Linked DNA regions of Mus musculus: regions 1 and 3 are each linked to region 2. Evidence: chromatin loops called from intact Hi-C (ENCODE). Cell type or tissue: left cerebral cortex. All regions are shown on one strand. Each heading gives the region's core, and the rest is flanking DNA. Links, peaks and the distances in the headings are about the cores only. Region 1 holds the start of A630001G21Rik (RIKEN cDNA A630001G21 gene). Region 2 overlaps Cab39 (calcium binding protein 39). Region 3 holds the start of Mir8096 (microRNA 8096).

Region 1 (10,095 bases), core at 908-8,907, 110 kb before region 2:
GTGTTAAGATGAGGTGTTTAATTTTTACTGACCATGTTAACTAGGTGAGCCAAAGGGGGCTTTCAATTGCTGGACTTCAATACTTTGACAGCTAGACCTTGGTTGTCAGCCTTGGGAGGAGGAAGTGCCCAAATATGGGAATAGACCTTGGCGGCTAGTTTCAGGAATGGACTCTAATTGTTTTTAGGCAGAAGGAATTGGGAGGAAGGGCAAGGCCTTCCAGAGCCATGATTGGCATGCTCAGGTTGGCTAGAGCCCCTTCAAAGCCTTTACCCTCCGAGCTGTAACACTTACAGAATCCATAACTTGCTCCACCTTCAATGACTGTAAAAATGGCTTATCTGATAAAGGTCTAGAATAAAGGCTGAGGTCCATTTGGTGTAGCACAGAATCAAACCCTACAAAGGTGGCATACATACTTACAATAGTGAAATGTGGTGTCTATAAGCCCCAGTCCCAATGCCATGCAGGCTGTCCCAGGGCCAAAGTCCTTTAAGGCCACTGAGCAATCTTTAGTGACTGCACCAACAGCTGAAGAGTTTAAATCCAACAATACCATACACAGGAGGAAAGGGAATGAAAATCCTCAGGCCCAGGATAGGCTACCTCCCTGTGAGTCATTGGCCAGAGAAGCCCCTGAGGGTCCTCACATGATATAGGCTATTGCTACTGTGGTTGGTTGTATACCAGGGCTAAACAATAGAACCTTATTGTTGAAGACACTACATATCTGTGTGTTTTGACTATAGGGTGAGAAATTCAGCTGTGACATAACGGTAAACCCACATCCTGCTGGCTGGCTCCCATAGTATCAGAAGGGGCCACACAGGCTGCTGGTGTGGAACTGTCACCCAACACCTCTGCTTAGCTATTGTTCCTGCATTTTGAAATACCGGCTTTCTAGCAGGATGTGCCTGCTTGTGCAATAGTGGCTCAGCTGTCATGGGCAAAACCTTCCCATTAGATTTAAGGCCCACTCCACAAAAGGGAGTTCACGTCTGGTAGTGTCAGCCAGTACAAAAGCATGCAGATGAGGAGGTCATAGGCCTCAATGGGAAAGCAATCTCTAGATGGATTTTCTAGATGGATTTGGCGTGCTTGCTCAACTGCCTTCTAAATTTGTGTGTCTGCACCCATAGATCACTGTCAGCTTCAACTCATAGCTCCTGGTGAAGCTCCAGATAACAAGTGACTTGTTACTGTGGCATGGTGGCCTGTTTCCTAGCCATAGGTGGACATCTATAGTCACCCCCTCCAAAGTTAAGGGATGAGATGAGGTGGAAAGAAAGTAATGAGGAGAGGAGAAAGGGGTGGAATACTATGTAACAGTTTCCTCAGAGATTAAAACATCCCATCCTGCAAGTAAGATCCTCAAGCAGGAAGGTAAACAATTCAACAGCTTCAGGAAGTTCCTAAAATCGACCAGATCCATTCGGCCCCTCTCTGCCAGAGTTAAAAGTCAGTGCTCAAAGTCCTTCTCAGGTGAAGGGAAGGCAAGCTGCTAAGATGACTCTCAGAGCAGAGAAGCAGCAAAGAATTGATTCTAGGATCAAAACAGCTTTCCTTAAAGAAACAGAAACCAGCAGGGCCGCCTGGTTGAGGTTTAGACCCACCGAGGCACCAGGAAAGGACATTTCCCAACCTGTTTGAGCTGCCTACAGGCTGTGTACACTGTGTTCCAGATTCCTAGCTTTGGGAGCTGTTGGCTTTGTTGGGCTGGTATTTGCTGATGCAACTTTGAGTCATTTCTGTTCCTGCAAGAAACCCCTCACCCATGTTCCTGTAAGTAACCCCAGTAAAACGCGTTGGTTCACCAAGTAGGACATTGGTAGTATCCACAGTTTGGTCTGTCATGGCTTCTGTAATGGTGAACATTGTGTTTAGAGGATAAACTTGCTGTGCAAGCCTTGTAAAAACAAAATTGTTTTGAGCTTGTATAAGCCATAAGGAAGTTTCCCCTACCTTGAATGTACCCTGTCAGCTAGCCTGAGATAGACTATTTCCTGATGCAATTGAGCTATTCTTAAAACCTGCTGATTGTTACAAAAATATTTCACCTCCTCAGCTATCCCAACAAAGTAATAGGGTCACAAGATCAAATAGGCTAACTGTTAAATCCCATTTTTGTATGAAACCCTAGCTTGGATGACTGAGGTACCTGCTGGACATCTGTTTACAAAATCAAGCCTTGCCTGCTCACAGACAGGATACGAGTTAATTTGTCTTACCCAAATTACAACTGTATAGTTTTCACCTTTATAATCTTTGAACTAACAATAGGTAGGGGAACTTACCTGGGGAACTCTTTCTGGTTTGGTCCTGGCCATTTGTGTTTGTTTGTTTGTTTGTTTGTTTGTTTGTATAAAAAGCTTTTACTTGCCGGGCGTGGTGGCGCACGCCTTTAATCCCAGCACTTGGGAGGCAGAGGCAGGCGGATTTCTGAGTTCGAGGCCAGCCTGGTCTACAGAGCGAGTTCCAGGACAGCCAGGGATACACAGAGAAACCCTGTCTCGAGTCTCGAAAAACCAAAAAAAAAAAAAAAAAAAAAAAGCTTTTACTTTACTAAAACCAAAACTTGAGACTTTGAGACTGTGAATCTCTGAACGGCCCTGGACCCACACCTGCTTCCTGTCTGGAGTGAGTAGATGTCTAATTGCTCTTCCTATCCCTGCATCAAGAATTAATTAGTAATTAGTAGCTGCTGAGAGGTGGCATCTGGGGGATGAGCCCCCTTATAGGTCATCTGACCCCAAGTGGTTCTCCCTATACACACAGACATGGGAGCAACACTAGAGGAACTCAGCAGGCTGTGCACATGTATGTGCATGCATGCATACATACATACATACATACATACATACATACATACATACATTGTGTAAGTATAGCAGTAATAGTGAAAGAGGAAGAGGCCACTGCTTTGCAAGGGAGTGAAGGGGACAGTGAAGGGGACAGTGAAGGGGACAGGAGAATGGAAATGATGAAAACACAGTACCTATGTATGAAATTCAAAAGCATTAAACATTTCAGTTTAGTCTTAACATCCCTGCTGAAAACCCACTATCTATGCCTGCTCATGTATCTCTCTTCAGTCCATTTGTTAGTCCCCACGCCAGAGCACCCCACTGCCTTGGGAACTGCAGGTTTGAAGTGTTTCAGAGATGGAAAGGGTAACTCATCCATCTATCTGTATTCTTCCCTAAGACCGTTCTGGCTCTTCAGGGGCCCCTACAGTACCGTACGACTCTGAGGTTCAGCATCTCCATTTTTGTGGGCCGGAAAAGCCCAAACTATTAGAATATGGTGGGAAGGGCTGTTGGAAATTCTATAGTGGTTGTTGAATCAGTAATTGTTTTGGATAGTGTTGACATAGCTGGACAAAGGCAAAATGGGACCCAGTCGGAGCAAAGGCTTGGCAGATCACCCCAGCTTTCTATTCTGCTGGATTATAGCTTCTACCAAGAATCAGTCTCTCCAAAACAATGCTGGGTATTGGCAAAGAAAGATTTCCGGGGTCCCTGCCCTCCTCCCTCGATTAGGCCACGACTGGATGTGGGCAGGGCTGAACTGGAAAGTCAGGGTCTGAGTACACTTTTGAAATTTAACGATTTTTAACAGAAAAACGAAACCAGGAATTAAACTTGGACAAAGAAGTGCTAAGCCTTCATCCTAGCCCTTAGCTCTTCCTCTAGAAGCAGGAACTTGCTAATGTCCTTTCCTGAACGGTAGTTGGTCCATCCCAAACCACACTGCCGGTGCGATAAAAATGAGCAAACACATATAGACAGCTTCAGGGGCTAGCAAGTGGCACCTCCTCTGCTTGCCCCCCACCCCCACCTCCTAGCCTTACCCCCACCCCCGCCAACCACAACCCTACCCCAGGAGGAGCAGCGCAGGGCACTAAGGGGAAATCAGCAGTGGCCCCCTGGGGGCAGACTCCACCCCTTCCCTCCCTGAAGGATATGACCTCAGGCTGGGTGCTCCCCTGAGGCTGGTCCGTAAATGGCTCCGGTCCTGACCCTCTTACAGGAAGGAGTACAGGACATAGCAGCCCAAGTGTACCACTTTGGAACCCTTGAGATGAGCAAGGAGAAACAGCACGTGTTGGAGACTTTCTCTGAAAGCCCTCTTCTGCCTAAAGGCAGGTCTTTTGAGAGAATTCCCTTACAGCAGTGCTTCCCTGAGAGTTCCATAGAAGAGTGATTGTCTCATGCCAGGAGAGGAAGCTAGAAGTCAGCTCTCTCAGAGAAACTCTGTCTCAAGCCACCATCCATTCTATCTGTTTGTTTTCACCTAAAACACTTCACAGGCTGCCTAACACCCCTTCCCCTTCCAAAAGAATGCTTAAGCACCTCTCTTGTTCGTTAATAAGTTTGCTCTCTGTGGTGCATTAATCTGTCTGGTATCGGGCTATTTCATAGACTCATTTAAGGAGTCCTCTGGGAGTCAAGGCCTCCCTCCCTCCTCTCCCTCACTTCATCCCAAACACCCTTCCACCTCCTCCCCAGTTAGCTACCTTGGGTCTGGGGGAGTCCGCAGGGGACACCTTCAGCCTTCCTCACGGCGGGCGTCAATTGTGGTCAGTAGCAAGTACAGAAAGCAGAGCGAAAGCTAGGACCTCGATCTGGGGTGGGTTTAGGGAAAACTTTAGTGAAATTTGCATTCACTTCCTCTGTGTCTCCCTGTACCACGTTCCCTCTCTCGGGTCTCTGCAAAGTCTATCCTGACCTCTGGTGGTAGCACTTGGTTACTGCACCTTTAGAAATACAGGTTGAGAGGCCTTCAGCCTGAAACCACTTGGACCATAATCATATTTAGCTTTCCAGCTTTTGGAGATTTGATGATATTTGCTTTACACATAATGAAATATTTTGAAGGTGGGACCTGTAGCAGTTACTCTTCTGCTGCTCTGATAAAATACCACACTCAAGGCATCGTAAAGGAGAGTTTATTTGGGCTTTTACAGTTCCAGAGGGGTAAAAGTCCAACATGGCAGAGAATAGAAACAATCAGCCGCAGTCACGGTACAGGAACAACGGAGCTCGAATCTCTTACTGCAGGAATGGGGGTGGGGGACTGGAAACGGTGTGTGCCTTCGAAACCTCAAAACTCCGAGATGTACTTCCTCAAGGTACACCATGTCTAATCCTCCCCCAAACAGCACCTTAGACTGGAAACCTCACACCCAACCACCTAAGACCGTGAGAGAGGGACATTTTCATTCAAATCACCACACCCAGAAATGTCAGACTTCGTGGAGCTATCACCAAAATATTCCCCAGTAAGTGATCACCATGCAAGAGTACTCTAGAGAGTACTAATATAAAATTACAATGGAGCAAGTTGTTGGGGTCCAGGAGTCGCCCCACAAACCACAGAAACACCTATCTCAGTTAAACAGGGATGGCTTATTGAACACAAGACTCATCCGCCAGGACGACAGCTCAAAGATACACACTGGACATTTCTCAGGAGAGACTTATAACAAATAAAACTGCAAAACCCACAATGAGTTCACAGGCAGGACCTAGAAGTGCTGCCCAGTAGTCAGCCCTGACTCAAACCATTTTAGACATAACAGTTCGTATTGACCTTTAATTTGATGAGTCCTACCTGAAGCTTATAGTTGTGGAATATCTTAAGATTAGCAAACCTCTTAACGTACAGAACATAACAGAGTATGTGGTCAGCATGGCCCTGCTCTGAGGGGAGTCGTTTTTTCTGCATCAATAACTGGCAGGCACATTACAGCAATGATATGTCTTAGCTGCTTAGTTGGCTGGCATGGAACAAACTGGCCACAGCTGTGCTGGGGGCGGTAGGGGCAGCCTTACCAGAAGTATTAAAAAAAAAAAAAAAAAGCCTTTTCTAAGCCCAACCCTTCCTCTTGATCCCCTCCAGTCTTGCAGAGACTAAAAAGAAACAATGATACCAAAGAGAAGACACCAAGCAAGAAGGAAAAGCAGTTAGCCAGCTCCTCTGTGGCCCAGGTGATTACTAAACCGAGTCCTTTCTTATCACTAAATGAAACCTCTGGTGTTGCCAGGGACTTTAGCCAGCTCCAGCAGATGTGATAGTGTTCAAGCTATGGTGTCCGAATATGTGGGTGGCACCCCTGCAAAGAAATGCTGTGTTTTGCTAATACCTGCAACTCTGCCTGTGGGATTTTATCTGGCCAGCCTGGATACTGAAAGCTTTGAAGCAGTCCAAATGGGAAGTGCTGGGGTTTTCATGTAACCAGAAGCAGACCTCAACCAGGGAGGAACAGGACGGTCTTGGGTGAGCTTCATAGTTCCTCGACTCCTCTGTAGAAAAACTCTGATCTCTTTCTGCTAGTACTACTTCCTTATTTAAAACAACTTCCTTACAGGGCTGGTGGGATTGTTCAGTGGTTAAGAGCATTTGTTGCTCCTGTGGGAGACTCAGGTTTGGTTCCCAGCACCCACATGGTGATGCACAATCATCTGTATCTCCAGTTCCAGGAGAATCTGATGCCCTCTTCTGGCTTCTGCAGATACTGCACACACATGGTGCATATACATACGGGCAAAACAACATGAAACAACATTTTTTAAAAATCTTATTAAAGTTATTTTTGGGTACGTGTTATGTGAGTATAGGTGTCTATGAACCCTGACACTCTGGTGTGTGGAGATCAGAAGGCAGCTCTCACCTTCCTCCTTGCTGAAGCAGCTTCTCTTGTTTCTGTTCCTACTAAGTGCTTCAGGCTAGCTGTCCATTGAGCTTCTGGCTGATCCCCACCCCCCACGTTCCCCCCACACCACCCTCCACCCCCCCACCCGTCCTTTAGGAATGTCAGGATTACAGATGCAGGCCACTCTGTGGCTGCTTCCCCACAGTTTACAAACTCATATCTCAGTGTCTGTTTCTTTTTTTTTTTTAAGATTTATTTATTTATTTATTTATTTATTTATTTATTTATTTTATGTATATGGGAACACGGTAGCTGTACTGACGGTTGTGAGCCATCATGTGGTTGCTGGGAATGAAGGTTGCTCGCTCTGGTCTGCCCCACTCACTCCAGGCTCAAGATTTATTTATTATTATTTCTTAGTACACTGTAGCTGTCTTCAGATGCACCAGAAGAGGGCATTAGATCTCATTACAGATGGTTGTTCAGCCCCTCAGTGTCTGTTTCTTGAGGAGATCAAAACCAAGACTCCAGAGAGTGGAGAGGTAGCTTAGCAGGAAAGAGCACCTGTGGTTCTTGCCAAAGATCTGGGTTAAGTTCCTGGCACCCACGTGACAGCTTAGTAACTCCAGGAGCCCCAACCCCCTTTCAGCCTCCGAGAGCATGAGGCACACATGTATGCATACAAGGCTTTGACATATAGACAAATGCTCATATATTTAAAGGAAAAATGAGGGATTTGAACTCCGAAGGTTCAGAGTTCAAATCCCGGCAACCATCTAATGCCCTCTTCTGGTGCATCTGAAGACAGCTACAGTGTACTTATGTATAATAATAAATAAATCTTTGGGCCGGAGCGAGCGGGGTTGACTGGAGCAAGTAGAGATCCTAAAAGTCAATTCCCAACAACCACGTGAAGGCTCACAGCCATCTGTACAGCTACAGTGTGCTCATATACATCAAATAAATAAACCTTTAAAAATAAAGGAAGCCGGGCGTGGTGGTGCACGCCTTTAATCCCAGCACTTGGGAGGCAGAGGCAGGCAGATTTCTGAGTTCGAGGCCAGCCTGGTCTACAAAGTGAGTTCCAGGACAGCCAGGTCTACACAGAGAAACCCTGTCTCGAAAAAACAAACAAACAAACAAAACAAAAAACAAAAAAAAAAGGAAAATGAATATATCTTTTAAAAATTAAAAATTCTAAGACACCAGGAAAACACAGAATGACTTCAAAGGCTTAAGTCTGTGTTGGGCTAAGTCTTAGTGCTTGTCCAGTCTGTAGACCAATCACACTGAAGTTTTGATTTTACTCATAAGTGAGTTTCCTGCCTGACACCTGGAGATGGCAGCTAGTGGGAGTTTCACCACATCTTGAAACAGAAGATAGATTTTCATCACATAACTCATCTGACTTCCTGCCCCTGAAATGCTCCATTTCCTCCCATGATGCCCTAGGAACCAGCAAGGAGAGTCATAGATGGGGGTCAGAGCTCACTCAGTGCAATTGTCATAAAGCTGGGGCTGGTGGCACACTTAATTCTCAATGACCCAGTTACTTTATTTGTTTTCATTAAAGTGTGGCTCACTGGGCTGGTGAGATGGCTCTGTGGGCAAAGGTGCTTGCTACACAACCATGGAGGACTGAGTTTGACTCCCAGAACACACATAAAGATGGGAAGAGAGAACCGTTTCTACAGAGTTATCCTATAACCGCACTATTGGTTTCCCCACGTCCTAAGCACACATACATAATAATCATGTTTGTTTGTTTTTCAAAACAGGGTTTCTCTGTGTATCTCTGGCTATCCTGGAACTCAGTCTGTAGATCAGACTGGCCTTGAACTCAGAGATCTGCCTGCTTCTGTCTCCTGAGTGCTGGGATCAAAGGCGTGCACTGCCACCGTCACCTGGCTAAATATTTTTAAAATGAATTGTACCCTGAGGTTGAAATTCAGTCATTTACCTTTATAGTTCTGATACTATTTTTTAATGGTGTGGAAGTAGGGTTTAATGAAGACATTGTAGCATAGCCTTAAGCAGGAGAAAGAAGTACTAAGAAGAAAGAAACATAGACTCAAGAACATAGATGTGGGCTTCTTAAAGACAAGTCACCTTTGGGGAGGTTTTAATCTTTTTTTATGCTGTAGTATAATTGAGCACTTTTTTAAAAAAATCATAAAACTTTAAAAATTATAAACGAGCAGTTATACAACTACCACTACTATCAAGATAAAGTGTTTTTTTTTTATTTTTTGTTTAGTTTTGTTTTGTTTATTTGGTTTCGTTTTGTTGGTTTGTAAGTCGGGGTTTCTCTGTGTAGCTCTGGCTATCATGGAACTCCATCTGTAGACCAGGCCTGGAACTCAGAGAGCCACCTGCCTCTCCCTCCCTGAGTGTTGGGATTAAAGGTGTGCACCGCCCCCTCTCCTCCCCACCCCCAGGGCCCAGCAAGATCCAATTCTTATTAAGTTAGGTGAAGCCACTCAAAGCCTGACCCCTTGGCATGCTGAGACCTTCCGGCTGAAGGAAGTCTGACAGGTGTCCTCTGTGGTACCTAGAAGCAGAAAGGAATGTGAACAAACAGGCCTTGCTCAACCCACCTAGCCCCAGCTCATTCCTACAGCGTAGACTTCCTCTCTGTCCAACGGTGCTTCCACGCAGCTGTCCCTCTAAGCAGAAAGGTCCAGTTCTCCCTGTGTCTGTGCGTCTTCACTTTCGAAGGCTCCCATTTCACGTACTGTTTCAGTCGATAAATTGTGCACCCTTTTCTTTCAGCAAGCTGCCCTTTGTTATAGACGTATCCATTGTAGACCTTGCCTCCGGTGAAGAAAAGACTTTTCGGGGAAAGGGTGAGATGGTCCAGTGGGGAAAGCGCTTGCCACACAAGCCTGACCTGAGTTAGACCCCCTGACACTCAGGAAAAGGTAGAGTCCTCTGATTACCATATGGGAACCATGGCATGGGTGTAACCCCTCACACAGTGCACAGAAACACCATCATCATCATCGGAAATAAATCTTTTCTTCCTTACAACTCCATTGTTTTGGCTTTAGCATTTAAGACTAGTACCCAGGGACTGGAAGGTTAGCTCAGTAGTAAAGAGCTCTGACTGCTCTTCCAGAGCATATCTCTTCTAGAGGTCCTGAGTTCAAATCCCAGCACCCACACAATGGCTCACAACCTTCTGCAATGAGATTTGATGCCCTCTTCTGATGTGTCTGAAGACAACTACAGTGTCTTTTATTTGTGTAAATAAATAAATAAATAAATAAATAAATAAATCTTTTAAAAAAGACTAGTATCTGGGGGCTTCCTAAAGAAATATTTCCTCTATCTGTAGAACACACAAGTAAACAAATATATGTCCAGCCGTATGCACTGTATAATGAAAACACTGGAAAGAGGGAGATCAGATTCCAAATACCGCCAGGGACCTCATTAAA
Region 2 (10,095 bases), core at 1,282-9,281:
CACCTCACACAGCAGTGAAAGCCTTCTTGGGGTGCTGGGGGGTGGGGGCATGCATGCTGCTCACCCTCACTCAGGAGCACATGTGCTGCTAGGTCACTACACATCTTTCTGGAGTTATTCCTAGGCTAAGTAGGCATTTGATTTGGGTAGTTGTCCATTTCAGAAACAAAATCAAAACTTAGATCTAAACTAACAAAAGTGAAAAGACCCTCTTCGTTCTGAGCACTGAGCCTACCTGGCTGGCAGGGTAGGTAGTTGGTCAATTCCACACTACTATTGTCTGGTACCCCTTGAGCTCATTCCAGCATCGGCAGTGTTTGCTAAACCAGTGGGCAAGCATGTTTGCCCACTGCAGTGACTGACTGCTGCTGTGAACGACCTTGCTCCCTACACATTACCTCACTTGGTTTGTATCTATGGTTTAACACTTCCCCCAAGTTCAGACTTGTTTAGACAAAGCATGAGTCAGTGACATGTCACATGCCAGCTCCTCCTACTTCCTCCTCTCTGTTCCTACCCATCTGTGTTGCTTCTTCACCCGTTACTGTTGTATCGGTCCAGTGTCCCTGTGGAAAATATGCTATATGAATAGTCTGAAATCTGACTGTTCTTAGAACAGTGTGATACTGACCAGAATTTCCTTTGTTATAGAAACCAAAGGTTTATTGAAATCTAAACGTTAACACTTCCTATTACTTCATGGTAGCTTTGATGTAAATAATTTTTAAACAATGTATAGAATTAAAAACAACAACAACAAAAACCTTTGTATTCTCATTGTGTAACCCCTGCTGGTCTTGAACTTAAAAGATCTACCTACCCCTAATTTTTGAACAAAGTATTAAAAGCATGTGCTGTCACTGGAAGCTGAAATAAGATTTTTGAGAGAGAAAGCATAAAACTCTCTGGGCTGGTGAGCAGAGTCCTTGGCCGAGGAGGTAAGAAGGAAAGGCCTAGAATGAAGCTTGGCTTGGGACCTGAGACAGCAAGCCTGCCCTACCCACAACCCCACCTCAGCCATTAGCCTTGCATCTTTCCTGCTTTCTGAGGCTCCTCCTCTCTCCCTGCACACAGCTCGGCGAGGCTGCTCCCCGCGCTCCCCGTGTTCCTCATGCATCTGCCGTGTATGCACTGCACAGGCTTTTCACAGCTACAGTCTGGTGAAAGCCAGCGCCGTGCTTTAGTGCATTGGTGTTCTAGCCCACTAACTTGAATAAGGAGCGAATATATTGTTTGAGCATCATCGTTAACTCAAAATCTATATTGGATGTTATATTAGTTACTTTTCCTGCAATAGTCCTGACAAAAGCAGTCCAAGGAAGGAAGGGTTAACTTTGTACTCAGTTGGAGGGTGGGTGAGGGGGTCAGGGTGGACGGGCTGGTCAGGAGTGCTGGTAGTCAGTTCTCCGCTCACTTTTCCTTTCTGTTTTGTCCATGACAGTAGTTGTAGCCCGTGGGGTGATGGTATCATTGTTGAGGCGACCTTGCCTTCTCACCTTAACGAGCATGCTGAGGCTACCTAGGCTAGATTGTTCCTCACAGGTGTGCTGGGGAGCTTGCCTCTTAGATGATCCTCATCCTGTCAGGTTGACCGCCAGTATATAAACCAACACAAAGCTGGTTTAGCCCATTGTAAACTTTACTTTTCTATATTTAAGTTGTCCCACCTCAGGCCATTGTGTGCTCCTTTGTTCTTTTGGCAGAGCCCAATTGGTCTGTGATGGCTTCTTTGCTTTCTGACACCTTACTCAGTTCATACGATTCCTGCCTGACCTGGAAGGTGGCACTCTATAAAAAGCACTGTGAGCCACCTTTTAAGATATCTGTACTTGAGCTGATTAAATAGTTTAGATTACTTACGTTCAATGTGGTTGACTTATTAGGCTCTAAGTACTTTGATGGAAGCTTTTAGGGGTGGTACTGCTGATTCTAGTGTGTATACAGGAAGTACTGGCATGGACTGGATTTAGAAACAGTATTTTACTAGCTTTTTAAAATCTAATGTGATCCCCAGTCTAGTGTTAACAGGTTGAACAGCATAACTGTTTGCCTTGTATTCACTGGCTTATGGTTTAATTATTTAGACAAGCTTGAAAAACCTGCCACACTTGTAACCTAAACTTCATTACCCTTGTCTTGCAAGTGTCCTGTTTATAAGAGATAAGCAAAGATTCATGCTATGATCAGCTATCTGGTGAACAGACCTTTTAATCACATGAGAGCCAGTGTACATGCTGAGTACTGTGCCCTAACTGAGGCAGACGTGTACAACTAAAGGACAGGGGGTAGTGCTGCCAGGCAGAAAATCAAGACTTCAGGATTTCAGCAGCTAAGTGGGTTTGTAAAAAGGAAGCATTTTAAGGTTAGACTTGCAGAGAGCTTAGAATTTACATAGACAGAAAAAAGAAAGCATCCTGATGGGATATCACTGGTGAAAACGGTCCAGGAGCCAAAATGACTACCATGAGATAGGCAGCAGTAAGCTGCAGAACTGAACCCTATTATGACAGGCTAGGTGATGGCTTGTACCAGAGCAGCAAACCCAGGAGGACAGTGTGCCCAGAAGTTTGTTTGGCAGTAGTTTTGAACTCTAAGCTAGAAACACTGGTGGTAAACTTTGTTGGCTTAAGGTTAGGATGCATTTGCAGTTCTTACAGTGTGAGTGCAGGCGGCAGTGGAGATAGAGGAAAGGAAGTAGAGCTGAGAGAGAGACTTGAAGAGTAAAAGGCCCAGTGATTTCTAAAGTAGGAAGTGCTGAAAGCTGAAGATTTGCAGGGAAGCTAGTATGGTAGCTACTAACCATGTGTAATAATTTAACTTTAAATCATGGCTGTTCCATCCCTCATTTGCATAGCCACACCTGTGGCTTAGTAGCCACCATAATGGGCAGCATGGATGCAAAACATTTCCCCATGATGGCACGTCTGTGATGATAGGCGTCAGAGACAGAGCACTGGTGCCAAAATGTAGAGCCGAGGGGGTGGGAAGTTAGGTCTTGGTTTTAAGTGGCAGGGTTGAGGTTTCATCTTAGATATGCTCAACTTACATAGACCTTTCCTGAGGTTTTTCAGGTACTTTGGAAAATACCCAGCCACATTTCAGAAAGAGTGAACTGGGGAAAGGAAATTCAGTCACAGTGGGGGTTGTGAGATTGTGGGCTGTCCTTAGCAGGTAAAGACAACAGAAAGAAGGGGGGGAACACGGGGAAATAAAAAGGAGAACTGGGGGGACTTTTTTCTTCCCTATTTTTAAAGAGAGGGATAGTGCTGGGTTGTAGCTCAGTGATAGAATACTTGCCAAGTATTCACAATGCCTTGAATTTGATCAACCCTACCAAAACAAAAAGGCATAGATAGACAAGAAGAGAACCATCAGAGAACATTACACAGACAGATCTTGGTCAGTCCTGTTTTAGCCAAGAGGAAGTCTCTGCTGGCCAAATAATTATTTCACTAGAGTATTGGGAAATGTTTGACTACCAAAAAACACAACATATGTGAGCTTGTCGGTGGGAAAGAGGCAGAGCCAACATTGGTATCTTGGAACACGAGAGCAGCCTGTCTGAGCAGGTAGCAGTCTATGAAAAGGAAAGTCTATGAGAAGGGGAGATGCCTGCCCAGCTGAGAGATCTTCATGATGACAAAGGAAGAAATGCTGAGAGGAACTGAGAATAAAGGAAAAGGCAGCATTTGCAGAGTTAGTGAGGAGGTGCCAGGATCTTGGGATCCCCCGGTTCTCCATGGTAGAGATGCTTTGTAAAACCTTCAGAGTGAGGCTTGCAATTGTGTGAGGTTTACATGTCTCTGAGAATCTGGAAGTACTGTTTTGAGTGTCGAAACAGTGATGTATAATTGCTGTATATTTGATGGATGGACATGTTGTGTTTATACTGTCAATTTCTGAATTTGGAAAAATACTCTATTACTGTTCTTTTCAGGTTGTAGTTCTATTGGTTGTTGTGAGCACGGTAGGTAAGCTAAGGTCCTAGATATCATATCTCTTCTTTCTAGACTTTTCCCACCAGAACTAGTCTCATGGTCTCTGCCATAGTTTTCTTTTTCTTTTATTGGGGGGCAGTTCAAGACAGGGTTTCTCTGTGTAACCCTGGCTGTCCTGGAACTCACTTCGTAGACCAGGCTAGCCTCGAACTCAGAAATCCGCCTGCCTCTGCCTCCTGAGTGCTGGGATTAAAGGCGTGTGCCACCACTGCCCAGCAGAATTTTCTTGATTGAACGCAGCTGTCTACCTCTGCATGCAGCTGTAAGCTCCAGATCAAATGACCCTGCTGTAACGTGGCTGTAGTCACTTAGGAGTATCTGAAACTTCCATTGAGAAAGTTTGAAATGTTCACTTTTGCTGTCTTGAAAGAGAAATCATGTATGGCTTTTGTTTGTTTTGTTTTGTTTTGTTTTACAGGTATGAATCTCCAGAAATAGCTCTTAATTGTGGGATAATGTTAAGAGAATGCATCAGACATGAACCACTTGCAAAAATCATTTTGTGGTCAGAACAGTTTTATGACTTCTTCAGATATGTTGAAATGTCAACATTTGACATAGCTTCAGATGCATTTGCTACATTCAAGGTAACATTTAAAAACTGAAATTCTAAGCACACTTGCAAGTCAGATTGTTTCCCCATCTTTGTCTCCTCTACTCACACTGCCCTCTAGTGGAAATAGAGATGTGCTTTATACACATTTGTATGCCTCAGGTATTTGTAGTAAAACCACAAAAAAAATTGTAATGTAAAAAAATTAAATTCTCAAATCTTATCAGAAAAGCAAAAGTCCTGTAAGGTCAAAATTGCACTTTCCTGTTCAATTATTCACTAAGTGTGGCATAGATAATATACAGATTGTCCAACAAGCAGGCTTTCTCTTGTGATGAGGCACTCTGTAGTGCCTCCTTTGGCTGGCACTGGATGGGGTAATAGAATTGGCCTCTGCTCAGAGGCCATGGATTTTGGAATATATGTGTTATCAAATACAAGAACCACATTCAGGGTGGACAGCTATAAGTTGTTGAATTCTTGTTTAGTACATGTAGCTCACTCATACTCAGAAGCCATGAACACTAACACAGAATTGTCACTTTCCTTGTAAGAGCTCAGCTTCTTAATAAAGAGCCCCTGAGACAAGGGTGGCTCTGGGTAAAGTTCGTATGTAAGGGTAATGAATACGGTAGGACAGGAGGAAGGCCTGGGGACTGACAGTAAGGTTTCACCCTGACTAAGGCATTAATAGTACCAAGGATTTATTTTCCAAAATTAGTACAGCTTCTGCAGAAGCTTTAAGTAATTTCTCAGATAATGTGTGTACATGTCATGTATGAAGGAAGCAAACTGTAGTTAAGTGTCACCATGATGTCTCAAGCTCACCGCATTTGTGGGGTAAGACTCACGATTAGGATGCATCGATGGAAGGGAGTGCCCCATTCAGGAGCAGCAGCCCAGCATGAAGAGAGGTGTGGTATTGCCTTGTGTGAAAGAGGGCCCTTTGGCTGCACTTACTCAGATTGCCTGCAAGTATGATTCAGCCACAAAATTGAAGTGGCATCACCGTGAACAGATTCTGACATGCTAGTCTCCATCCATCCAGTTTCCGAGTGCCTGACTTGTTTCAAGCACTATTCTAGGGTCTGGGGATTCAGCAGTGGCCTGTACATAGAAGCCCTGTCCTTGTGGTACCTACTCAGGGGACATCAGCCTTTAACAAGCATGGTAGCAGGCTACAAGGTGGACATGCTCTTTGACAAGGAGGCTTAGATGCTTTCTCTGTTGGTAACTCCCTTGGAAGTAATTGTGTTCCTCTTTTGCATTGCAACCATTGATGCTTGAACTTTCCTTTCTGCCTGTGAAGGGGGTTGTAGCACCTGTCACATGCAGAGAGACCTTGTATGTGACATCCGCTGAGCAGCAGATGGTTACTGAAGGGTTCAGTAAAATGACTACTGCATCTCCAGAGAGGCCGAAACTTAATTCCAGCTTTTTTATTTCTCTTGTTTAACTCTCACAGTTAAGAGACTTGGGGGAACTGAGCAAAGTTTCTTGAACACCCTCTTTAATGAGGAAACACAGCACAAGCCCTGTGCAGCAGTGAACAGTGTGAATTCTTGGGGTGGGGTTAGAAGCTTTCTTAGACAGCATACCATGCAGAACATTGAGTATGATGCTTCCCCGAACACATCATCTAATTTTCCTCATCCATTCATTGATGTATTTATTAACACTAAGCCCTTGCTATGTACTAGGAAGAGTTTAGGTGCCAGAAATTCAAAAGTTGTAAATACCAGTGTGGTGTGGTCCTTGTGTTTATGGAACTGACAGTCTAATGAAGGAGAGAACTTACTAAATAATCCCACAAGCACATGTAGAATTACAACCATGACACATCAGGAAAAGTTTTCTGAGGAAGTGATGTTAAGTCAGAGTCTAAGGTCAGGAGTAGATGACTGGACAGACAAAAAGCTTCTGTGAGGGACATTTTTGGGAGGTGAGAGGCAGATCAACTCCCTGCATACCCAGATCTCAGTAATCTCCACAAAGGAGCTCAAGCTGGATTGGTGTCCATGTGTGTGACCTTGGGCCAGGGCCACCTGTAATGAGGCATAAACAGTTCTGACCAAGTGACACCAAGGTCATTTCATGGTCACTTTATGGTCCTGAGAAAAATTATGAAATATTAAGTAGCAACTGTGTGCTAATAGTTAACAACAGTTTATTAGGCAGTTTGGTGGATATTTTAGAATTCTCTTTCCTAAGAAAGCATTAATGGAGAGCAACTCTAAAAATACATGTTTTCTTCTTCTAGGATTTACTTACAAGACATAAATTGCTCAGTGCAGAATTTTTGGAACAACATTATGATAGAGTAAGTATGTGAAATATTTTAAATGATGTTTGTAATTTTTAACAAAAATTAACTTAAATGGAGATTTAAGTTAGATTTTACATCAGGATATTTGACTCTTTAGTATTTGTAAATAGTGCTATGATCACTTTACTGAAACAACATTGAGGACTACTAAGTCTGAAGCAAAATTTGACCTTGATTCATACATTGCCCTTTGCATCTTTTTTTTATTTATTTTAGAAGGGGGAAGTGGTCAGTTTTGCTCCTGAATGATAATCTAGTTAAGATGCAAAGAGAATTTAGTCTGACTTTTATACTTTTTCTTCCTTTTTCATCAGTTGCTGCACACAAGTAGAGAGAAAGAGGCAGCAGCTGATAGGATTTGAGCAGCGCTGGCCTAGTGGGCAGGACCCCAGCACTGCCCCTGCTTCGCTGCTTACTCCTTTGTGGCCATGGCCAAGGCACTCACTGCTTGGGGGCTTAGAAACCCTCCTTATTTGTAAAGTGAGGACATTGGACTAGCCATCGGTAAGGTTGCTTCCAGCTCTGTGTCAGTGTCAGTCAAACCCAGCAATGATGACCTCCAGAGAGCTGTCAGTGATCCCGGGTGCTTGATGACTTACTGCCCGTCAGCCACACAGCCACCCCAGGGCTACAGTGCCTGTGTTCACTCGTATACCTCTCCCTTCCTCTGGAGGGCTTCTCACAGTGCCACAGTAGGCCCCTATACACTACACTGTCCAGGCTCTGATAGGCACGTGTAGAGAACTTAGAATAATAACTTTCCACTTAAACTTCCCGTCCATGCTACAAGACTTGGCTTAATTTTTAATCCTTCCACTAGTAGTTTAAATCTTTGAAGTTTTAAATATTGTTGTATTTCATCATTTGCTTTCCTATCCCACTCCATTATAAGGTTCTGGAGGCAGAACCTGTGTTTCCTCCTCTCCTCGTATGTCCTTCTTGTTCCCCCTCTCCCAGCAGCAGCACAGCATGTGGCTAAGAAAGCAGCCTCATCAGTGGCTTAAACATTGACAGCACTTTATTTCCGCCATGAGTGTTTGGATGTGGGTGTTTCCTGTGTGTGTGTCTGGTTTGAGGTGGCAGCTTTTGTTTCTTTGGAGCAACGTAGGCTTTTTAACAGGGTGGTTCTCAACCTTTTGATATGACCCTTTTAAAAGGTCATACTAGATAGCCTGCATATGAGATATTTACATATGGTTTATAACAGTAGCAAAATTAGTTATAAAAAAGCAAGGAAATAATTTTATGGTTGGAGGTCATGACAACCTGAGGAACTGTAAAGGGTTGAAGCACTGGATAGTGGTAGTGCGTGCCTTTAATCCCAACATTCAAGAGGCAGAGGCAGGCTCTGAGTTGGAGGCCAGCCTGGTCTACAGAGCAAGTTCAGCCAAGACACACAGAAAAACCCTATCTCAAAAAAAAAAAAAAAAAAAAAGAGGGGGAGGGGGTAGGGAGAGAAAGGATTGCAGCATTAGGAAAGTTGAGAACCACTGCTCTAACATCAGAAGCCTGAGTCTGACTTCAAGTCCTAAGAGCAAAGGCTTTCTTTACTCTGGGACTTCTGCAGCCTCAGAGTAGCGTATGCCCACTGATAAGAGAGTGTGGCCTCTGATGCTAAAGCTCATAGAGACCGTGCTAACCATAGTAAGAGTTAGTCATTGTTAACCTACTTTATTTCCACAAGGCCTCAACTCTGTGACATCAGCTAACAAGATTTTAGAAAGACATTTTTACAGAAATGTTTGGAGTACAGTCAGATCTGAGGGAGAAGGAATATCAAGTCCTATCATAAAATATTTGCACTTAAAACTCCAACCACTTTGATTCTTTGTTTTGTTTGTTTGTTTTACCAACTAAAGCATAGGGGGAAACAATCAGTTAAAAGATGTGTGCTGGTGCTCAGAATTTTCTGTTAACATCCTTAACGGGGAGTTGGATTGCCTGCCGTGGGTTGACTTTAATTGTTCCTACTCTGGTGACATGTTCTTATTATCCCCACTTTGAAGCCATGGTAGGCCCTATCAGCTCTGATTTGCAGCTTTGCACTCCCCAGGTCTCTCAAACTATAACTTCCTTGTGCTTCTTCCAGGAATATCTTTTCCCTGCCCCATATTCTAAGTAATATTGCTCCCTTCCTTCACCTTTGATGCAAGTTCTCACCTTTCAAAACCTCCATCTACTTAACACACTAGGTTTCTCCCCCTCTCAGATTTATTTTCTCTCCTTGGTTGATACCTTGAAAGAACAGGTTCATTTTTCTCTTTGTGGTTTAGACAAATTGAGTTCCTGTTTATGAAATAATAGGAATTTTTAACACCAAGAAATGAATATGGAAAGTGTGAGGTGGTGTTAAGGCAGTGGTCCTCACTTATCGGATATTTACATTATGATTCATTACAGTAGCGCAGTTACATAATGTTACGTTGGGGTCAGCACATGTCTTAAAGGGCTGCAGCATTAGGAAGGTTGAGAACCACTGTGTTGGTGTTTTATGCACATGGAGTTAGGGTGTAGAGGGAGACTTGTCAGAGTCATCTCTGTAACTGACTGGAACCTGGAGGAGACCCGTCCCAGGAGCTCCCTGAATAGAAGTGGCATCACCAGAGGGGCCCAAGAGAAAGGAAGGTTTGACATCACATTATTGTCAGCAGGAGAGCACAGGCCTTTGTTGATTTCAGAGTCTGTCCTAAACTTTACAGTGTTATCTAGGTGTCTTTTCCCTATCCTGATGTATGTTTTCTGCTCTCCTAGTTTTTCAGTGAATATGAAAAGCTACTTCATTCAGAAAATTATGTGACAAAGAGACAGTCACTGAAGGTATGGCACATTCTCTTTTTCATGTCATTCATTTCTCTTCATTTTGTATTTGTGACTTGAACTTGGAGAATTGGGTGTTGGTTGTAGACCTTTAGGAAAAAGTACATTTGTGATTTGGGCGTGGTTGGGTTGTTTTGTTTTCAGGGTTCAGGGTATGGTGGTGGTCTGTATGCCCACATATAAGGTAGAGACACCAAAGGGGAATATGCCACTCAAGGCTACAGAGCTGAACCCAGGCAGGCTGGCACCAGGGCATGCTCTCAACTATCCACAAGGATAATGCCTGCTCCCAGCAGTGTATGTAGCTGCTACACAGCCTCAGCTAGAGCCTGGTGCAAGAGCAACCTGGAGGAAAAGTCCCAGCTAAGCAGTAACTGAGTAAACACTGAGTTTACGTGGAA
Region 3 (10,095 bases), core at 1,135-9,134, 91 kb before region 2:
GATTTTTCCTTTAGAGAGTATTGACATGTTCAGAATTGCCCACTTATTTACTAAAAGAAGCCAGTGTGTCCCAGGGGCAGAGGGCTGGTTCCTCCACTCTCCACCTTTGTCCAGATGACCCCATAGATTGTTTTGCTAGTGTCAACCAGGATTAAAAATCCCCTGGGAAATTGGGGCTCCCCCTGGGGTCCCCAAGGACTAGGAACTTGGAAGAAGTACAAGTGAAGAAAGAGGAAACCTTGGCCTCCAGTTCTTATGCCGCTGACCTTTAGTGGTTATTTCCAAAGAGCAAGAGTTCCGAATGTTCTCAACATAAACACAGAAGCCTGGGGTAATGGGCGTTCTGATAATTCACACGTGAAAGAGTTCATTGGCTAGTAGTGTCGAAATGTACCAACAGTTCCTACACAATATTCATTAATAACAATAATCTGCAAGGCAGGCCCCTTTCCACCACTATGGGAAGATAAATGTGAACGTCCTAGGCTGGCCTTCCACACTGAAGTTCTGGGTCTCCTACTCATTCCTAGACTGACACTGAAGCCCCAGCCTCAAAAGAACCATTCCTGCCCCCTTTAATAGCAGAGGGCCCTTGAGCCTTACACCCTACTTCATTTGTATATTAAAAGACTTTAATCCCAGCACTTGGGAGGCAGAGGCAGGCGGATTTCTGAGTTCAAGGCCAGCTTGGTCTACAAAGTGAGTTCCAGGACATCCAGGGCTATACAGAGAAACCCTGTCTCAAAAAACCAAAAGAATAAAAAATAAAAATAAAATAAAATAAAAAAACAAAACAAAAAACAAAAAAAAAAAAACAAGACTTATCAGTGACTGACCAGGCTTACTCCACCTTGAGGAAGGACATAAGGGTTTAGTGGCCTTATTGTCTATCACCTCTTCCTCTAGGGCTCTGTTTTCTCAAAGTCTGATCTAGGGGTTTGGGGATGGTCAGGACTCTTTGATAAGAATGAAGCCACTCATCCTAGACGCTGTTTTCTGCCATCTAGGACAAAATACATCTTCAGTAAACACTGGAGGGACAAATGTCAACTGTGGTTAAAGGAGGAGCTGGTGGCAGCCACCGTTAAGAGCCCTCTTAATGACAGACCTCTTTGCCACAGTGCTGCCTGCCTCAGAGGGCCACCTCAGTTTGGCTTCTGCTACAAACAGGAGGGAGAAAATGGGATAAATAGAATATAAGTGGACTGTTGGGAAGGAGCATGGAATCCCCCCAGAAGAACAAAGTATGCTGCTATCCAGGTGGAAACGGGTTCTGAGACACAGAGCAGATTATAGAATAATAAAGTTTTCTTGATAAAGATGTGGTGCACACCTTTAATTTCAGCCCTTGGGAGGCAGAGGAAGGGAGATCTCTTGTAGGTTTTTGGTTGAATTTGCTGCTATCCCTGTGTTAAGCACCTAATAAAATTTAGGAACTGTTCTGGCTACTGAGTGCTGGGTTTAATGGGAACCACTGAACGTCCTTTGCCCACACTCAGGAGCCAGGCTCCTCCCTGCTTTCAATGACTCAGAGCCCATGCCCCATCATCGCTAATAGCAATGCAATGCATCTCCACTGTCTCCAGCAGGCTGTATTTTCCCCCATATCTGCACTCCATATCCTCTATAAACTCTGCCTTCATGATATGGTCTACCACTGTCTCCACCCCTGCTCAGAGGCAGCCATTTTGCATCCCTTCCCACCAAATAAATCTCTTGCCTGAATTCTGTTGTGTGGTATGATTTTTGTGGCATTCCTTGGCTCCCAATGGCCACGATACTCTTTCAACACATAACCCTCTCAATGAGGGCTAGCAGTTGGAAAAAAAAACCCTCCAGGAGCACAGGACTACAAGGAGGAAACAGCCATGGATGGATGGTCCTACCCATACACTGTGCACACCTTTAGTGTCCAGGAGACCTGGAAAGGCAACTGAGGGGGGAATCTAGAAGCCATGTCTCCCTAGTAAGCCGCTAAATACAATGGAGGCCAGGACTGTGGTGCACACCTTTAATCCCAGCCCTTGGGAGTCGGAGGCAGGAAAATCTCTTGTGAGTTCAAGGTCAAGGTATCTACACAGTGAGTTCCAGGACAGTCAGGACTGCATGAAGAGACCCTTCCTCAAAATAAATAGATAAATAGACGAATAGATAAATAAATAAATAAATAAATAAATAAATAAATAAAATTTGTTTATAAGACAGGATCTCACTATGATGTGATAGAAGGCCTAGAACTCATTATATATGCCAAGTTGGCCTCGGACTCAGATATCTGCCTGCTTTGGCCCCCAAGTGCTGAGATTAAAGGCCTGCTCTACCACCTCTGGCTACAATGGATATAGTCACTTAAAGTCTGAAAACCTAGAAGAAAGATAGTGACATAAGCACTGAAAATAAAATTCAGGAGCTGGGGATATGGTTCCAGTGTTCAAATGCTTGCCTGGAATGCATGAAGCCCTGGGTTTGATCCCCAGAACCACCTAAAATGGGCGTGGTCACAGACACACACACACACACACACACACATAACCCTAGCACTTGAGAAATGGAGACAGGAAGATCCTCCTCCCGTGTCACCAGCCTTGGCCACAGAGTGACCCTGAGGCCAGTTGGACTACACACAGAGGTCCAAGATTTCAGGGAGACTTCCATGGGCCTGACGTCAAGTTTTTGAGAGAAAGACTCCTAGGAATGTCGCAGACAACTTGTCCACTGGGAGGGGAGCCTGCTTGCCTCGTAGAAGAGCTGGCCTTACCTGAAAGGTAACTGAACAGGAACGCCGTTGCGGAAGCTGAAGGCTCCGCATTCCTAGGACTCTGGTGTTGCTACAGGGAATGGGTCGAAAGGGAGGCAGCTGTGGAGTAGGCAAAGGAGTAATCAGTGGGAGAGGTTGAGAAGATGAGGGCCAGGAAAGGATGGGAAGACCTGAGGAGTCCAAAGGGACCTGCAGTCAAATGGATGCCATGTCGACAGGAACACACAAAGGGGTGGGTAGATGAAGATTCGTAACTGGACAGGTGATCGTCGCATCCCTTGATGAGTAGCAGGTTCTGACTCGCAGATGGCCATTTGAACCCCACGGCTGCCTTCCCTGGGCTATCGCTGGGATGGAGTTTCCTTGTTTGCATTTGGAACACTCTCTATAGTGCCCGAGGCCTGTCCAAAAGTAGCCGAAAGGACACCAGGACCTACATCCAGGACAGTGACGTCATTTCTTCAGGGACCTCAGAGGAGTCCCTCCCTATGTCCCAAAAAGCCTGTCTTCCGTAGCCCTCTACTCGGTCTTCCTGTTGGCACTGGAGTGCATAGTTCTTCCTATAGAAATGGCCAGCTGAAAGAGCGGGCACCTAACTCGGTCCTCTAGAGATGGGAGGTACTGAAGATAGGCACACAAGGAATAGACCTTCCACAAGGTCAGGAGGAGGGGGTCCCAGAGCTGGAAACAGGCAAAGAAGATGAAGCTCACCAGGGTGGATCCAGCCTTGTAAATAGTCAGGGAAGGGCAGAAAGGGCACCTATGTGGCACCAGATGAAGCTGGCTTCTTGAGTAATAACACAGCTGCTGTTGACTGTGGCTTGCCCTAGCTTGGCCTGAGGCCAGCATTTCTGAGCATCTCATTTTATGCTCACAAAAGAGACCAGGCATATCTCCCTAATTACTATTAGCCTCTGCTTTTTTGTACTATGGGACTACCGATTGATCCACGCCTGCCTCTGACCTCTCTAGCCTCAGGCTGTGGCCATCCCTATTCTGAGCTCCTCAGAAGTGCATGGGTCTTTCTGCCCTGACCCACATTAGGGTCCTCCTCATAGTGGAGCCCTGAGGTTATCAAGTGGTTACTCGATCCACAAAAAATCCTTCCCTAGACCGCCTTGCTCCTTCAACCACCAGCTTCCTTCCGGGTGTCCCGCGCCCATTACAGCATTTGAGCTCCTACATCAGCAATTCTTCTTCAGGCTCTTCCAACAGCAAGTTCCACATCCTCCTGGTCCTGGCCCTACCTATTTACCCCATGTCAACCACTGCCTCATAGCCCAGTCAGAAGAACACAGGGCTCCTGCCCAGACCTTGCTGTCCCACCCCCAACATTCCCTCCTGTCCTGTTTTCCACAGTACTCTCTCCTGTTTCAATCCTGGGAAGGTCAGATCAGACCCCAGCATCCTTCCCCTCCCGCTCCGGGCACTCGGAGATACTTGCTCCCTGAGTCTCAAGGGACACATTGCCCTTCCCATGGAGGATACAGAAAGCCCCTTCTCAGAACACAGCAGCTTCTTTCTGAAACTACAGAATCACCCATAAAATGATAACCAGGACACTGACTGCTAAGTGAAACCAGGTACCTAGGCAGGATGTAGGCTGGGGGTGGGGGTGGGCAGGGTTAAGAGAAACACCCAGTAGGACACAGAGAGACAGTCCCTACACTGTGACAATCTTCCTTCAGCAGATGCCAGTCCCATCCCTGTGGTCACAGCCTGAGAGGCTCCGAAGGAACGGGTAGTCAGCAGCTTCTGCTGGGCTATTTGTGGGTACCTAGATGTGCCCCCCCCCGCAGCCTTTTCCAGCAGGCATAATCGATGGCAGCCCCCTTATATCTCCAGGTCTAACAAAGTTGGGTCCCAGGATAACTGCCCTAATGTCAGTCTTACCCTCTGACAGTGTTAAGAGACACGGTGTGATAGAGGCAGAAGGCTGTCCCCTAACAGACATAGGCCACGCTTCTGAGCCCCTCCCCCCACCCCTATTTCCATTCTAGCCTCACCTCAGTATAGCACGTTCAGCTCTAGACAACCAGTGCCCCTCAGGCCTGGGAAGGGAGAAAAGGGCCAAGCCTCTACAGGTGTGACTTCAATAAAGAGGAAGAGGCCTCCAGGTAGATTCCAGAAACCCAGCTTGTACGGCCCAGGGACAGCCCTCTGCAGAGTCGTCATAGATGGACAGCCAGTTGCTTCAAGGCTACTGTAGTCTCTGCATTTCCAGCCCCAAAGATATTCCCTTTTCTTGTCTGGTGTACACTAACCAGGGCATTTCACAATCAGCTGTTGTCAGAGGCAGAGGGCTAGAGCCCCTGGCCAGCTCCTGTCTACATCCCTGTGAAAATGGCTGAGTGTGACAGGCCCTGAAGAGCCCAGATCCAAGCTGCAGTTCTCAGACTGAGGTCATGGGTGGGGGAGGCAGAGCAGGCAGAGGATTACAGACCACGTGGGAGGTTTAGATCTCTGTCACACTAGTTGGCAGTTTCCGTCCTCTTACAACAAGCTTCCTTTTTGGTTCTCTGCCTGACCCAGGGCTGTGGCGAGTGTGCCTCCAACTGCAACCTATGACAGCACCAGACGGGGTGTGAGCAGTGTTGGTTCATGGTTAAGACAGCCAGCACAGACAGAGCCACCTCTCAGCTTCACACGCACACGCTCTCTCTAACTGAGGACTCTCATAGCTGCTGATAGACCACACAAAGACTTACAGAACACACTAAGGCATGGATCCAGGTCTCAGTAAGAACTCAAGGCCGTGACTTGACTGGGCACGGTAGCTGAAGAGTACAGGAATCCTCGCAGACTCTTCTTGCTACCCTGCCTCCCCAGCAGGTCTGCAAGTCTGTGCCTGAGAACCGCAGCTTTGAGACACTCACATACCCTTCCCACCCAAAGCCGCCTTTCTCCTCCCCACCCCCACTGATCTCAGTGTCTGAAATTAGAGACTAGTGCTTTGGGGTTAACACAGGACCTAACATAAGACCACAGGCCCTACACAGACACAGGCACACTGTGGTCCATGAGAGGGCAGAGGGATCCAACCTTGGCCTTCTGAGGGGCAGGGTGAGAAGAGACAGGTCTGACCTTCTACTGGCTGCAGATAAAGAGGAGATTCAGAAGTCAAGCTGGCAGCACCCTTCCCATAAGGCCTTGTTCCCTGCGTGCTCACCTTCCCCCAGGCCTTCCTCCGTCACCACTTTCCAGAGCTCCACTTCTGCATCTGAGAAATGAGCATATATCTCTGAGGGCTGTGGTTAGGATCAACTGCAACTAGCTAGGCAAAGTCCTTTCAAGGGAGCTAGACACAGACATAGACATAGCGAGCAGAGCAGCAGTAACCTAGGCCTGCCTAATCGACTGCCTTTTCCCTGATGGGGAAGCCTGCACTGCTGAGCTCAAGTACTCAACATGCTGTTTCCCCCCACCCCCAGGCCTCCGGTTGCTTTCTCCCCGAGTGTTCATGTGGTCTTCCCTCTGTGTGCATCTGTACCCTAAGCTCCTCTTCTTACCCAGGTAGCAGACTCATAGATTAAGTCCACCTGAGGGAGCTCACTGAGCCTCCTTCAAGATAGGCCGTGTACCGCCATACTTAAACACTGGGAGCAGGGCATTCAACACATGAGGGCTCTTTGGGTTGTTTTGTTTTGTATTGTTTTTTAAATTTGTGTGTGTGTGTGTGTGTGTGTGTGTGTGTGTGTGTGTGTGTGCCTGTGCACCATATGCATACAGGTAGACACGATGCATCAGAGCCCCTACTGTAACCAGAGTTACAGTTGGTTAATGTGGATGTTGAAAACCGAACCTGGATCTTCTGTAGGATTAGTAGGTATTCCTGACTGCTCTGTTATCTCTCCAGTTCTTGATTGAGATTTTGTTTTGTTTTTTAATTCTTTCTGTTTATCCTTTGACAATTTCATGTAAGTATATAATGTATTTTGATCCCCCTCCCTTCACTCTCCTTCAACTCCTATACCCTTTGAACCACTCCTCCACAAGGAGACCTCTTCCTACTTCCAGGTCTGCTTGTCCCGCCTCTCTTGCCTCCACAATCACACTCAGGTCTAGACATGTGTTACCATCCACCTGAATTATCCGTAAAAGCCCCTACCTGGTCTCCCTCCTGGGTGCTCAGCTCTGCTGCCTCGAAACAGCAGTGTTTCCCTATTGTTGTGATTGATGGTGGCATTAGTCACACATCGTGAACATCCAACCATGGGACAGCTCTAGCCATTTGGGAACGTGGTGAATATTGTCCTGCTGCAGGACCTTTGCACTGACCCCATCTTCTGCCCAAAAGCCCTGGGGTGACTCACCCTTCAGACCTTGCCTGGCACTGATCAGAGGCTTTCTTAGCCTCCCTGTGCTAATAAAAATGGCTCCCAGTCCTGCCTCTCCCTGCCTGCTTTCCTTGCTCCATAACTACGTGTGTCACCACCAGGCGCAAGAGGGATCCATGATGTGTGAAAAGGACCGGGTCTGTTTTATCCTGTGCTATGCACATGAACAATTGAATTGAAGGGACAGAGGAGCTAGGAAAACCCAGGGGGCTGATGGAGTGGGCAGTGGGCTTAACCAACTTACTGAACCCTCTGCAAGAGGTGACATGGCTTGTCCCTCAGACTTGCCTTCTCAAACCACCCTGAAGAGGAGGGAGATACACTAAGCAGAAACTCCCAACTGGAGCAGAGGCTAAGAAGGAGATGAGTGGTGTTGTGAGGCAGCGTGCATGGAGAAGCTTCGCTTGTGGAGAAGTCGGTGGTCTCAGTGAGAGCACCTACTCCTGGGGCAGAGAAGGTAGCTCCTTGGAATGTGTTCCCATAACGTGAAGATGTTTCTGGGCTCAGTCCCCAACACCATAACCTCACTTAAAACAGGTTAGTGGTACATGCCTGTGATTCCAGCACCTGGGAGGAGGTAGCAGAAAGATTAGAAATTCAAGGCCAAGCCTTTAATCCAACGCTCTGGAGGCAGATGCATGGGGATCTCTGTGAGTTCGAGGTTAGTCTGCGGCGTGAGTTCCAAGCAAGGCAGGGCTACACAGAGAAACGCTGTCTCAAAAATAAAAATGAAAGAAAGAAAAAAGAAGAGGGGCTGGTGAGATGGCTCAGCAGGTAAGAGCACCGACTGCTCTTCTGAAGGTCCTGAGTTCAAATCCCAGCAACCACACGGTGGCTCACAACCATCCGTAATGAGATCTGACTCCTCTTCTGGAGTTTCTGAAGACAGCTACAGTGTACTTACATATAATTAATAAATAAATAAAGCTTTTAAAAAGAAGAAGAAGAAGAAGAAGAAGAAGAAGAAGAAGAAGAAGAAGAAGAAGAAGAAGAAGAAGAAGAAGAAGAAGAAGAAGAAGAGAAGAGATGAGAAAAGGAGAGGAAAGAAAAGAAAAAGAGGATAGAAGTCTAAGGTCGACCTTGGCTGTGAGGCCATGTGTGTTGTTATTGTTGATATTTTAAAGCTGCTCTGCTGCCCCAGTCTGCTTCCTTAGCCTCTTCAGGCTAAGAGAATAAGTGCCATTTATTTGCCCTTAACGCTCTCAAGCCCTTGCATTCTGAGGCTGGCCTTGGCTTCCTTTCTTCCCACAACTTTGGGCTCTCGTCATCCTTACAACAGAGTCTAGGATGCATGTATACCTGGAACTCCTGGGAAGGCCTCGATTTGACAGTTTCCACAGCTTCGTTAACATCTAAGATACTGTATGTGGTTCCCCGTGTCCTTCTCAGTTTAGAAATTGCTGCCAAATCTGGGCCACATTTCACTCAGTCCTCTGCTGGGGACTCTGGTCACCTCCCCCCAATACTGTGGGATAATGAGCCCTTGCAGTTTGGGGACACTACCTCTTCCAGGTCTTTACTCTCCAGATCACCTCCCTCTTGACCTCTCAAGACTACAGACATGGGGACATCATCCTCTGACCTAAAGGAATTGACTCATATGTTGTGTGACCAAAGAAATCACCATGTCATTCAAATCCATCTTGGTGAACCAATGAAATTATTGGGGTTATTTACAGGGACTTAGGTTACTTGGGAAGCTACATAAACAAAAAGCCCCACCCCAATTTATGTGATAATTCATAAAAGCTGCACTATGGGTGTTCCCCACTCCAGACTACCTTCTGTTCCTAAACCCTCTAGCACTGATTCTCAACGTTCCTGATGCGCCAGCCCCTTAATACAGTTCCTAGCGTTGTGACATCCACCATAAAGTCATTTTTATTGCTACTTCATAACTATAATTTTGCCACTGCTATGAATTGTAACATAAATATCTGATTTGCAGACAGCCTTAGTTAAAGACCTTTGTGAAAAGGTTGTTGGCTCCCAGAGAGGTCACAGTTCGCAGGTTGGGAATCACTGCAAGTCTAGCAACTGTCTAGGTCACATGCACTGAAGTAGAATTACATGCAACTCGGAGGTAGGCTGGGAGCATAAGCAGAATCCATGTGATGATATGAACACACACACACACACACACACACACACACACACACAGAGAGAGAGAGAGAGACACACACACACACACACACCTTCCTTAAGGGAATGCTGATATACCTGATCTTGTGAATGTTCCCTTCCATGAATCAAGACCACAGCACATCTACTGTAAAGAAGACATAGTTCTATAACAGCAGGTGAGAATGCAAGTATATCTGGGGCCCAGGCAGGACAGGTAACCATCTAGCTACCAAATACGAGTGAGCGGTGGGGCTGGTCTAGTTTCCTAGGACTGCTTCACCAGTACCATGTGCTAGGTAATTCAAGACCAGCAGGAACCCACTACAGCTCTGCAGGCGATCTGAGATGGAGATGTGTGTTGGGCCACACGTCTGAGAATGCTGGGAAGGACTCATCCCAGGAGACTCTCTTGGCTTCCAGGATTATTATTATTATTATTATTATCATTATTATCATCATCATTATTATCATTATTATCATCATCATTATTAAATTATTATTATTATCATTATTATTACTATTATTATTGTTATTATTATTTTCAATCTTTGGTACTCCTTGGCCTGTAGAAATGTTGTTCTGGTCTCTGCTTTTACCTCCACATAGCTTTCTCCCTTTTTGTGTGTCTATGTTCTCTACAGGGGTCCATACTATTCCAAGCTGATCTCATCTGAATAATCCTATTTCCCTGGATGGCATGCTCAGGCATAGAAATGAGGCATTTAACATAAGAATTGGGAGAGGAAAGAACTCAACTTTCAGAGAAAGATAAGATCTGGAAAGTAAGAGGGAGACTGGCTCTAGGGGCAGCCCCCAAAGGTCATTGTGGCTCTACAGAACCTCGAGAGAAGTCAGAAAGTCTGACTTTCTGTGAAA

Evidence for each region. Hi-C counts contacts between places; a loop is a spot of excess contacts. Peaks named below come from ENCODE experiments on the same cell type or tissue, not always from the same donor. Only the 100,000 strongest peaks of a DNase experiment are listed, where the experiment ranks them.
Region 1: a loop joins it to region 2, with 2.8 times the contacts of the local background. A loop is called at or near these places in 8 of 42 quality-filtered maps.
Region 3: it touches region 2 in a loop (3-fold over the local background); 5 of 42 quality-filtered maps call a loop at or near these places.

Annotation. Positions count from the first base shown.
Region 1 is chr1:85,731,956-85,742,050 of GRCm38, forward strand. A630001G21Rik (RIKEN cDNA A630001G21 gene) reads right to left here and starts at 4,651. Exons shown (of 6, transcript NM_177055.3): 1 at 4,517-4,651. In left cerebral cortex, for the core only: a CTCF peak has its summit at 4,744 (motif pointing left); DNase peaks (open chromatin) are centred at 3,909 and 4,731.
Region 2 is chr1:85,837,782-85,847,876 of GRCm38, forward strand. Cab39 (calcium binding protein 39) reads left to right here. Exons shown (of 9, transcript NM_133781.5): 5 at 4,417-4,585; 6 at 6,812-6,871; 7 at 9,629-9,694. Among named protein-coding and RNA genes, the nearest start is that of Cab39, 49 kb to the left of the region's middle. In left cerebral cortex, for the core only: a CTCF peak has its summit at 4,674 (motif pointing left); a DNase peak (open chromatin) is centred at 4,660.
Region 3 is chr1:85,746,459-85,756,553 of GRCm38, forward strand. It overlaps Mir8096 (microRNA 8096), which reads left to right and starts at 5,490; the gene lies at 5,490-5,616. In left cerebral cortex, for the core only: no CTCF peak of the experiment used is centred there; a DNase peak (open chromatin) is centred at 5,237.